Regions from separate parts of the Mus musculus genome. Here region 2 is linked to region 1. A link is a contact called in ENCODE Hi-C or POLR2A ChIA-PET data. All regions are on one chromosome and are shown on one strand. Each heading gives the region's core, a stretch centred on a gene start or an enhancer-like site at or near the end of the contact. The rest is flanking DNA. Distances are from core to core; before and after follow the strand shown. Region 1 holds the start of Wipi1 (WD repeat domain, phosphoinositide interacting 1). Region 2 holds the start of Prkar1a (protein kinase, cAMP dependent regulatory, type I, alpha).

Region 1 (4,687 bases), core at 1,327-3,826:
TTTCATTCTTGGCTCCAGAGTGAGGGACTCCCCACCCCTTGCTTCTGTCCCATGTCCCCTAATTTTCCTATCTTTCCATCCTTGCTTTTTACATACTGAATTAAACAAGATATATTAAAATTAACTTACCTGTTTATTTATCATCAAGGGGGTGGCTATGATGGGTGCACATAACACAGAACATGTGTGGAGGTCAGGGGGAAACTTTGTGAAGTTGATCCTCTTTTCCCACCTTTACTTGGGTTCTGGCGCCAGAACTAAAGTCTTCACACTTGTACAGTGGGCACCTTGACTCACTGAGCTGCCTGGCTGGTCTTGTTGCCTGTTTATTCTTCTCTTTTCAAAGTATATCTTCTAGAATTTTCCAGATTATATATGAATCTCATATGTGTGATCTTTATTTTTATCGCTGGGCACTGCTGCCTCCAAACACCTCTTGCATCTGTCCTAACATTTCTGATCTTGGTATCATCACATTAGCCCGTTCTCTTGTTCCATCACTCCCAGAATGTCATCTTAGTTCCCTAAAGACTTCTAAGCCTTCTAATTTGATCTGCAGACACTGGCCAAGTTTATCTGCCCATGACACTGCTTTTATCATGACACACTCCTAGGCAAAGACTAAGCCCAGCTCCCATCGCTGCCTCCCCAAAGTCCAACTGCTTAATTAACAAACTGATAATAGGCCCCACTTTAAAACCATAGTGTGCACTTCATCTAATACTTCCAAAAGCTTAGCGCCTAGACTGCCAGGCTCTTTCCTCTTTCAACCAAACCGAAAAGATGGCAGCATTGAGCTGAGCTGGGAGGTGGGAGGGGGAGATGCAGCTAGGACTGAAAAGCTTGTTAAGATGACCAAAACATCCAAACAGCAATTCTTTACTCTGGGGTTGGATTATAGCAATCATCCGGGCCAGATCTGTGAGTCGACAGAGCATTGGACTTGAGAAAGTAAACTGTTACATTTTATCTGGGAAAACCCAAACAGGAGAACCAACCAATAAGAAAAGTTTATGCAAAACAGGCTCTCTTGTTCATCCATTCTAAACATCCGTACATGTTATGTATCATTTCATCAGGAATTGGGGAAACATGGCTGAGTATGATGGTTCACCCCATGATCCTATGACCTGGGAAGCCAAGGAAGGAGGATCAGTTACCAAGTGCTTGAGGATCGGTGGACTATAGCTTGAGACAATGTATCCAAAATAAATAAATAATAAACAAGGTGGCTGGATATGAACCGAATTGCCACAATCTACAGAACTGTGACACCATTATCATCATAGTAATAATAATGGCGATGATGAAGATTTCAGAGGCTGTAGAGATGGCTCAGCAGTGTTTTTACTGATGAGCGGAATTCTGTTCCCCAGAACCCACACCAGGCACCTCACAACCAATTGTATACAAGCTTGGGAAGCAAATCTCCAGTTTGCTTCAGAATGCATCTCAAACGACATGAGCTTCAAGCTGTACTGTCTTGTACAGTATTCTAGTTTCTCTCCTTTCTATACAAATCGAATGTCTGGTCAAATACTGCTGAGCAAAGTTGTATGATAACAAGTCCTGAAAGAAGACCCTTTCACATGCCGCTGTGTATTGTTGGTTTTAGATAATATAGTCTAGCCAGTGCTTTAACCGGGTTTTCAGTAAATCGGGTAGGAACATACCAAGGTAATATTGTTAATGTAAGGGTCGGGGTTAGCAAGAGCTCTTTCTCAACTGTGGGGCTGTATGTGGCTTCTTAATCGGCTGGGGATCTTTTTCCGAGAAGCTTAAGGGCTCTCCAAAACGGCTGGACTTTGATGTCTACTGATTTCAACTACAACTGCTGTAAGCTTAGCGGGCGGGCAAGGAAGCAGGCGTCCGCCCGCCTCCTTGGCGTTGTCTCCGACGCTAAGGCAGGCTTGAAGCCTGAAGCTCCACTCCTCCTCCTCACCCTCTGGACGCTCTGGCAATGAAAACACCACCACGTGGCCTGCTGCCTTTGCCTCGCGCACCTTCGGCCAATGGCAAACGGTTTCTCCGACTAGGGGGCGGGTCGTCAACAGCTGTCCCGCCCACTAGCCCTATTGATTGACTAAAAGAGTTGGTGGCCAATCCTGGCTGTCTGCGGAAGGCTCTGTTCGGTCAGCAGTTCTGTTCCCAGTGATAAAGAGGCGGGGTGGGGACAGAGACGGCCTGGAGAGGGGGCGGGGCTACCAAGCTAGGTAGAAGGAGGCTCGGGGCGGGGCCTGGTTGGCTCAGGGCGGAGCTAGGGCTGTGAGGGGGTGGGGCTAGGTGCCCGAAGTGGAGAGGGCGAGGCTAAGTGGGAAATGTGTAGGGCGGGTCCTGAAGGTCCCAGGCAGGGCTAGAGCCGAGAGGGGCGGTACTTGAGGCAGGGGCGTGGCCTGGCTGTTTTAGGACCCAGCCGATTCTCTGAAGGAGGGGCGGGGGTTTGGAGTGGGGCGGAGCTAAATGGGAATCGTGTAAGGGCGGGGTCTTACGATGGAGGGGCGGAGCTAAGTGGTATCTGAGTGGGCGGGGTCTGTCTGGAGGCGAGCCCGGGGCGGGACCGACGCGGCAAGCCGGCCCACGGAGCCGGCGCGGGCGGGCTGCTGAGGTGGCTGTCCCCCGCTCAGAGCTGCGGCTTCTCGGGTCGAGCCCCCGATGGAGGCCGAAGCCGCAGATGCCCCTCCGGGCCGAGTGGAGGCGGCGCTCAGCTGCTTCTCTTTCAACCAAGACTGCACGTAAGCCACGGCGCCAGCCCCCTGGCCAGGGAAGTGGGGGACAGAATGTCGCCACCAAAGGGTGTTGTCCTGTAACGCAACTGGTGGCTAGCCGGGGCCTGCGCGCCGATGGTACCTCGGCAGGGCAGCCTGTGTCGCGGCGTTGCTCGGCTGTAGGGGTTTGAGCCCACCCAGACGACTGCCAGCCAGCGCCTGCCAGAAAGAGCCGGCTAGGGTGACCCAAACAAGTCAGCAAGGAGGGCGGAGGGGGGACCTTGAATGTGGGGGAGGGACTTGGTGTGGGCCACCTAGTGACCGAAAGGGAGATCAGGGACCAAAACAAAGGTGAGGGAAGGGAGGAATGTGCAACTTGACTCAAGAGGGAGGATGCAGAGAGTCGGAAAGATGAAGAAAAACTTTACCATTTGTCCTTGAGTATCTCAACGTGGCATTTGGGCAGGGCCTCGGACAAACAGTCAGTCTATCCCTGTGGCCCGACCAGCCCCAGCACTGGGCATCTTGGCTGGTCTCTTTGGCCGTAGGAAGCTTTTCTTTATTTGCCTTTCTGTGTTTACTCGCTGTCCACCCAGTCCCAGGAATCTCCTGGAAGCTCAGGAGCCCTTTCTCTGCCCCAGACAGCTTCCCATCCCTGAAGCAGGCGCTCCACCCTGTTGCTTTTAAGTGGCTTTTTAATGTTTCACTATGATGGTCAACGTTTAGACTTTGGTCCATAAACAAGGGATTGCTTGCCTGAGTTCTAGGCATCTGCAGGATTGAATCTTAAGACACAAGCTACTGTTTTCTTCCCTGTTTTTGTGCAAGCCAGCCTGGGGACCATATGGATTAATCTCTTTGGAATGTGGAGCCCTGAAGCATCAGGGCAGGGATGACCACTTCCCAGTGTCCCACTTCCGGCTGTACCAGTTTCTGCTCTGTTCCTGGTTTGGGCTCAGCTTCAGGCTTGTGCCTTGGCTGCTGCTAGCTGAACTGTGCTAATATTGAACATTCATTCGTTGGTGTAATTAAGGCCATAAGCAGCCCTGGTTTTCATTCCCTTTGTGTTTCTGTTTGAAAAACCCCTGCTCTGAACAATATGTCTTTGTTTGAAAAATCTGTGTGTGTAATCATATAATCCAGTAATTCGACAGCTTGGCTACATGAGTGACTCTCAGGCTGCCTCTGACCACAACCCACAATAAAAAAGTACATCTTACAACATCTCCCCATAGCCATAGATATGTAATATGCACAAACTATTAAGTGGGGTACCTTGTGGCATTTTCTTGGGATTTTGTTCTTGCTTGGTTTTAACGTTGTCTCATGTAATCCGGACAGCCTCAAGTTCCCTAGTAGAGGAGGATGAATGTCAAAGTTTCATCCTCCTGGCTCACGTTCTGGAATACTGACATTACAAGAAGTACCATCACACTCTGTTTGTATAGTGCTGATGATGGAACTCAGGGTACCCTATACATGCCAGACAAGTCCAGCCCCATTTCCTTGTGTGATAGGGTGAGCAGGGCAGGGGTAGGGAGCCTGCAGGGTACTGAGCCTAAGACCCAATGTCTCAGTCACCCTGAGCGAAGACTCAACCACCAAGCTATATGCCAGCCTGCAGGCACTGAAATTAGTATGTCTTTGTTTTTAAACCTGTTGAGTTGTTTGCGGGATTATCTCCTAAGAGGAGACTTAAATGCATGAGAGAATAGATCAAATTCTGATGTTTTGTAAGACACTTTTGCAAGAGTGTTCTGTTGCACTGCCTGTGGAACACTGTTCACCAGAATGTCTGTTGAAATGCTGGACAATGTTTTCCTTCCCAATTGAACACGGGTTAAGGAGGTGGGTGTAGTTTGATTACAAGCAGTAAATCATCTAAGTTATACTTTGTGATTGGATTTGGAAAACAACTGTTGTTGTCCACTCTACTTATTAAGCAATACAGAGTAACAGCCAGATAAGAATGCTGTTTTTCA
Region 2 (4,687 bases), core at 549-3,048, 40 kb before region 1:
AGTTTTCAAGATAAAGGTCAATAATATGCACGCAACAGACCAGGACAAAGTTTGTAGCTCCATGACAAGCACAGAAAGAAATTAGAAGCCACAGACAGACAGACAGACACACACACACACCACCGTCAGTTCAGAAGAAACACTGAAGGGAAGGTTTCTACTGTCAGATATCGTTTGTTCTTGTTGTGCTTCCAGGTCAGAGCACGGAACGAGACAAAGAATCCACTTCATTGGAACTTTCTCCATTTCAAATACTGAAGGCCACCAGGAACGTGGATAAAAACAAATCTATTATGCTTCGAAGCATCCAGCCATATTTCAAGAATGTCAGCACATATATTTAACTGATCAGAGAAATCCCTCTTAGATCCTGTCTCTGGCTGGGAAGGATGGCGCAACTAGGGCTGATAAGTGAAAAATGGTGTATGCATTACAAAGACCAAAAGGCAGGCACTGGTAAAGAAAATACAAACACCAGTCATCATGTGAAACGCCAAATAATCTAATTTTATGGCCTTAGGATTTTTAATCGGGTATGTCTTGGTTCCACGTTTGTATTTACTTTTTAAAAACCCCACAACTTAGCTTCTCTCCAAAACAAACACTAAAACCATCATCACTGCATCGAGTATTCGTAAGAAGGGGGATTCTTGAGGAAATTCGGTTCTGATGACACTCTTGCTTTCAGAAGGACTATACTGGAGGACATATTTAAACCGCCTTTGGGAGCCTGTTGCTGACAGGGCCCACATCTAAAGGATGCCAAGTAACACTAACACAGCCTGGGGGGTGGGGTGGGGGTCATCATCTAAATGCGAGCCTTCATTTCTCTGCTCAAGAAACCTATCTATCCTGGCTCCCTCAAGTCATCGGCTGTCCCCACACCCGCTCTGGGCTGGAGTTAAGGGTTAACGGGCGCCGCGTATTTTCACGAGGGAGGGCAGGAAAGTGCCCTTCACTTCACTTAGGCCACGGTCATGATCACTGAGAGCAGCAAGACGGCCCCTCATCCCCCACCAGGCAGGAGGCCGCAGACGTGGAGTGGAGCGGAGCGGGAGGCCTGGGGAGGCTGGGGTGGGCGGTGGTGGGGGCTGGAAAGGACGAGAAGTGTTAGGGGGACAAAGGGAAATGGAGCTAGGCTGAAATCACCGAGCGGAGGGGTGGAGGGAGACGAGCCCGCGAAGAGGAGGGGGGAAGCCAGGGCAGAAGAAACGACTGGGCAGAGATGAAGACTACAGCCGAGTGGCGAGGCTAAGACCGAAAAGCCATGGCGGATTCCGGTTTAAAAAAAAAAAAAAAATACCGAGCTCTTGTCCTTCAGGAAGTGGGGGAGGGAGGACGGGCGCCGAGGCCGCGGCGCGCGGGGGCGGAGGCGGCCGGGGAGCCGAGGGCAGCGCAGGACCGGGGACCCGGAGACACTCAGGACGGGGGCGGAACGGCGGGGGGCAGGGGCGGCCTACGGCCCCGCGGGGAACGGTGCAAGGGCGGACCCCGGGGGACAGTGCGAGGCCTGCGACAGGCCCCGAGGCCGCCTCGGAGGCGCAGGGGGTGCGGCCGTCCCCCCGCAGCGCGCTCCCCGGGGCGCCATCTTGGCTCGCTCCCGCGCCTTCAGGGACGCGCAGCGGAGCGCCGCGGCCGGCGACTCCCCGGTCAGGCCTCGGGCCCGCACTCACCTGAGGGCGGGCGGCGGCACGAGCAGGGGCTAACGCAGGGCGAGGCGGCCGGGGTGACCGAGCGTCCAGCGGGCTCAGCTCGCAGCCTCACTACCACTCTGCGATAGCGGCTCGGCGACGGCTCCACCGGAAACCAGCCGACCGCGGCCAATCAGCGTTCGGCTGCTGACGTCAATGCGCCTCGCTCTGGCCAGGGCGGTTGCCTTGGCAACCTTAAAGGCGCAGACGCCTAGGATCCTCCTCCAACCCCATCCCCACCCCCCTCAAGCCCACCACCGGCTACTCCCACCCCCTACCCTTAGCCCGTCGTCATCTAGCTAGAACCGTTCTCTTGCAGGGCACCTCTCCATCTTTATCTTGTCGCGTATACGTAGCCCCTTCATCGCTCTCATCTTTTTCCTTCTCTTTCTGCTAACCCGTTTCTGTCTCCTTTATTGTCCCTTCCTTACCAGGTGTGGTGGGGGGTCCTCTAGATTGTTTAGCTGTTCGGAGATCTCAGCCTCTCCTCGGTTCCTCGGTGGCTCTTGCGTCTGCCTCCCTCCACGCCTCTGTCTTTTCTCCCTCCCTTCGACCCTCCTACCGCAGACCCACGTGGGACGATTCGGTGACAGGTGGGCGACTCCGCCCTGGGTGCTATGGGACGGCAGGGAGGGGGATGGGGTTACAGGACGCTGGGCGGACAAGGAGATCCCTGCTGTTGGAAGAGGAGGAGGCCCTAGCGGATCTACCACAGCTGAGCGCAAGCGGATGCTGAGATGCTCCTGATGGACAGAGCGCGCATCCTGTGTAGACCCCCGCAATACCCGGGGTTCCGGACTCGGGCCTGTCATCCGGTCCAGGAAATCTGAGCCCCTATCAAGCCTCTGCTTGGCTAATCTGACTACTGTCTCCACAAGTGAGCTGTCATCAATGGAGGCCCTACCGTGCCTACAGAAGCACCAGATGTAGGGAGACTTCCAAGAGGAGCCCGGAGTCCTGATAATGCCCTAGCCTCCTATTATGCCAGACTGCGTCATGGGCAGTACAGACAGATGGGCAGATCAAATCATTGACCAAGCAAGAAATCTGAGCTGCATGAGAAAACAAGAGAAAAGGCGACTTCATTATTCCTTCAGTCAACTTTCCCCTTAAGTATGTGAAAATGAAAGCAAGGGACACAATTTTAGGCATATGAATTAAATAAATAAAGTGGGCCTAAATAAATACATAAATAAAATAGGCCCCTGCAGTGTGTGGTTCTGAGTAGCTGCAAGGTGTTGACAGCCTCATCGTGTATGTGCTAGGGCAATGTGCGTAGAAAATATCACGGATTTAACACTTAGTACCAAAAAAGGTTACAATATCTCCTGCATAATTTTCACAGTGATCCCCAGTTAAGATATTTGGGTTAAGTGGTGTTTGTAAATTTCACCTTTTTAAGCCTGACTTTGTCTTGGAATACCCAGACTATGATAAGGGCTCTGAACATTAGTTATGATTACCCCCCCTAGTAGTCAGAGGAAGGAAGGGGGAAGAGAAGGAAGCCGCTCCCTCTGCAGCCTCTCACCAGGATGTTGATCAATGGCTTCTTTTCCAGAGATGGGTAGAGTGGAAGATTAAAGACCGAGTCGCCATCATGCAGGCTTTCCCCCTCTCCAGTGCTGATAAACCCAGCCCTAAGCTGGCAAACGGGAGAGGGAACTGGATAGCACTGAGCATGCCCGGTCGTGTTCTGAAGAAAGGAAGGAAAAAAAACAAAACCACCCACTGCAGATAAATCTGTTTGTTTTCATGCTTTGCCATCTCCTGTGAGGAACTTAATCTCCTGGAGCTTCATTTTCCTGCATCTCGAAGGGATAACTGGGACTGTATTAACACTGACGAATAAAAGCAAACAATCGTAGAGCACCTACCTCATGTGTAAACTGCCCTAGATGCTTCAGACAGATAATCATTCCATGATGTTATCGTTTTGGAAAGAGCATGACACAAGAGGTTGAGTGGCCATAGCGTGTGTGGGTCAAACCCAGGCAGTGATTGTAGATTGACCTCCTTTGAAGCATGCACCCACCCCCCCAAACACAAACACACAGTGTCCCCCACACGATGTAGGAAACATTAAATGAGAGTTTTCTTCCTATTCCTCTGCCTTCCTAAGGGTAAGATTAAGTGTGAGTGATTTTGGTGTCCGACCTTAGTGTTACCTTTCCAAGGCAGCCAAAGAAGCCAGGTTAGAAAAAGGAAACGAGCAAGCTGGTGACATGGAGCCTGATGTTTGGAGTGACAGCTGCTTCCCTGCTAAGACCTGGCTGTGTGTCCCCCATTCAGCTGCATGCAGGCATCAGTCCAGCCACCACCATTTCCTGTGTCAGCCACAATCAGCCTCGTTCTGGCTGCCAGATTCTCATATGCTAGGGCTTTAGAAGACAAAAAGGGACATGGCCAATGGATAGTTGAGCCCGGCAGGGTTTGTCAAGACAGCTGTTGTGAAAATCCAACAGCCTCCGGGCTTTCCAAAGGGTGCACATGTGCTCACAGTGCCACTTGGCCACTCTGAGAATACCAACCCGTCTATTACACGGCAGAAATAACAGTTGTCAGGACTGTTAAGATTTCCCCTCCCCAGAGACCCCCTGCCCTAGACTCGAAAGCTGTCATTTACTTTCAACCTGTGCCCTTGAGAAGCTAACATTTCTAAGACAGTAAGTTTGTAAGTAAATTTTATTCTTTGAAAACAGAATCCCACAATTGCTATCACAATTTTGTAGAACAATTGCAAAAATAATTTCCCTGGGACATGTAATAAGCAAAAGCAGAGGAAAACCATAGTGCACACACACATAAAAAATGGAATATGAGAACCTAGAGAGGTGTCTCCGCAGTTAAAATTGCTTGCTCTTCTTGCAGAGGATCTGGGGTCATTTCTGAGCATGCACATTTCAGCTCACAATCTCCTGTAATTCTGTTGGATCTGACACTTCTGGTCTCCTCAGGTAAGATGCATGTATGGGAGACCTTGGGCACACACGTTGTGT

The links. Hi-C counts contacts between places; a loop is a spot of excess contacts on that map. ChIA-PET counts read pairs that join two places held with the same protein, here RNA polymerase II (POLR2A).
Region 2: a map of left cerebral cortex shows a loop between it and region 1 (6-fold over the local background). The contact joins the promoter of Prkar1a here to the promoter of Wipi1 in region 1. A Hi-C loop is called at or near these places in 6 of 37 maps with a recorded cell type or tissue (heart and left cerebral cortex). POLR2A ChIA-PET finds 5 or more read pairs at or near these places in 4 of 5 experiments (Patski and embryonic stem cell).

What each region holds. Positions count from the first base shown.
Region 1 is chr11:109,609,278-109,613,964 of GRCm38, reverse strand. It overlaps Wipi1 (WD repeat domain, phosphoinositide interacting 1), which reads left to right and starts at 2,576. Exons shown (of 13, transcript NM_145940.2): 1 at 2,576-2,732. The coding sequence starts at 2,653. It overlaps Gm11685 (a long non-coding RNA gene), which reads right to left and starts at 778. Exons shown (of 3, transcript XR_880280.2): 1 at 130-778.
Region 2 is chr11:109,648,060-109,652,746 of GRCm38, reverse strand. It overlaps Prkar1a (protein kinase, cAMP dependent regulatory, type I, alpha), which reads right to left and starts at 1,798. Exons shown (of 11, transcript NM_001373913.1): 1 at 1,674-1,798.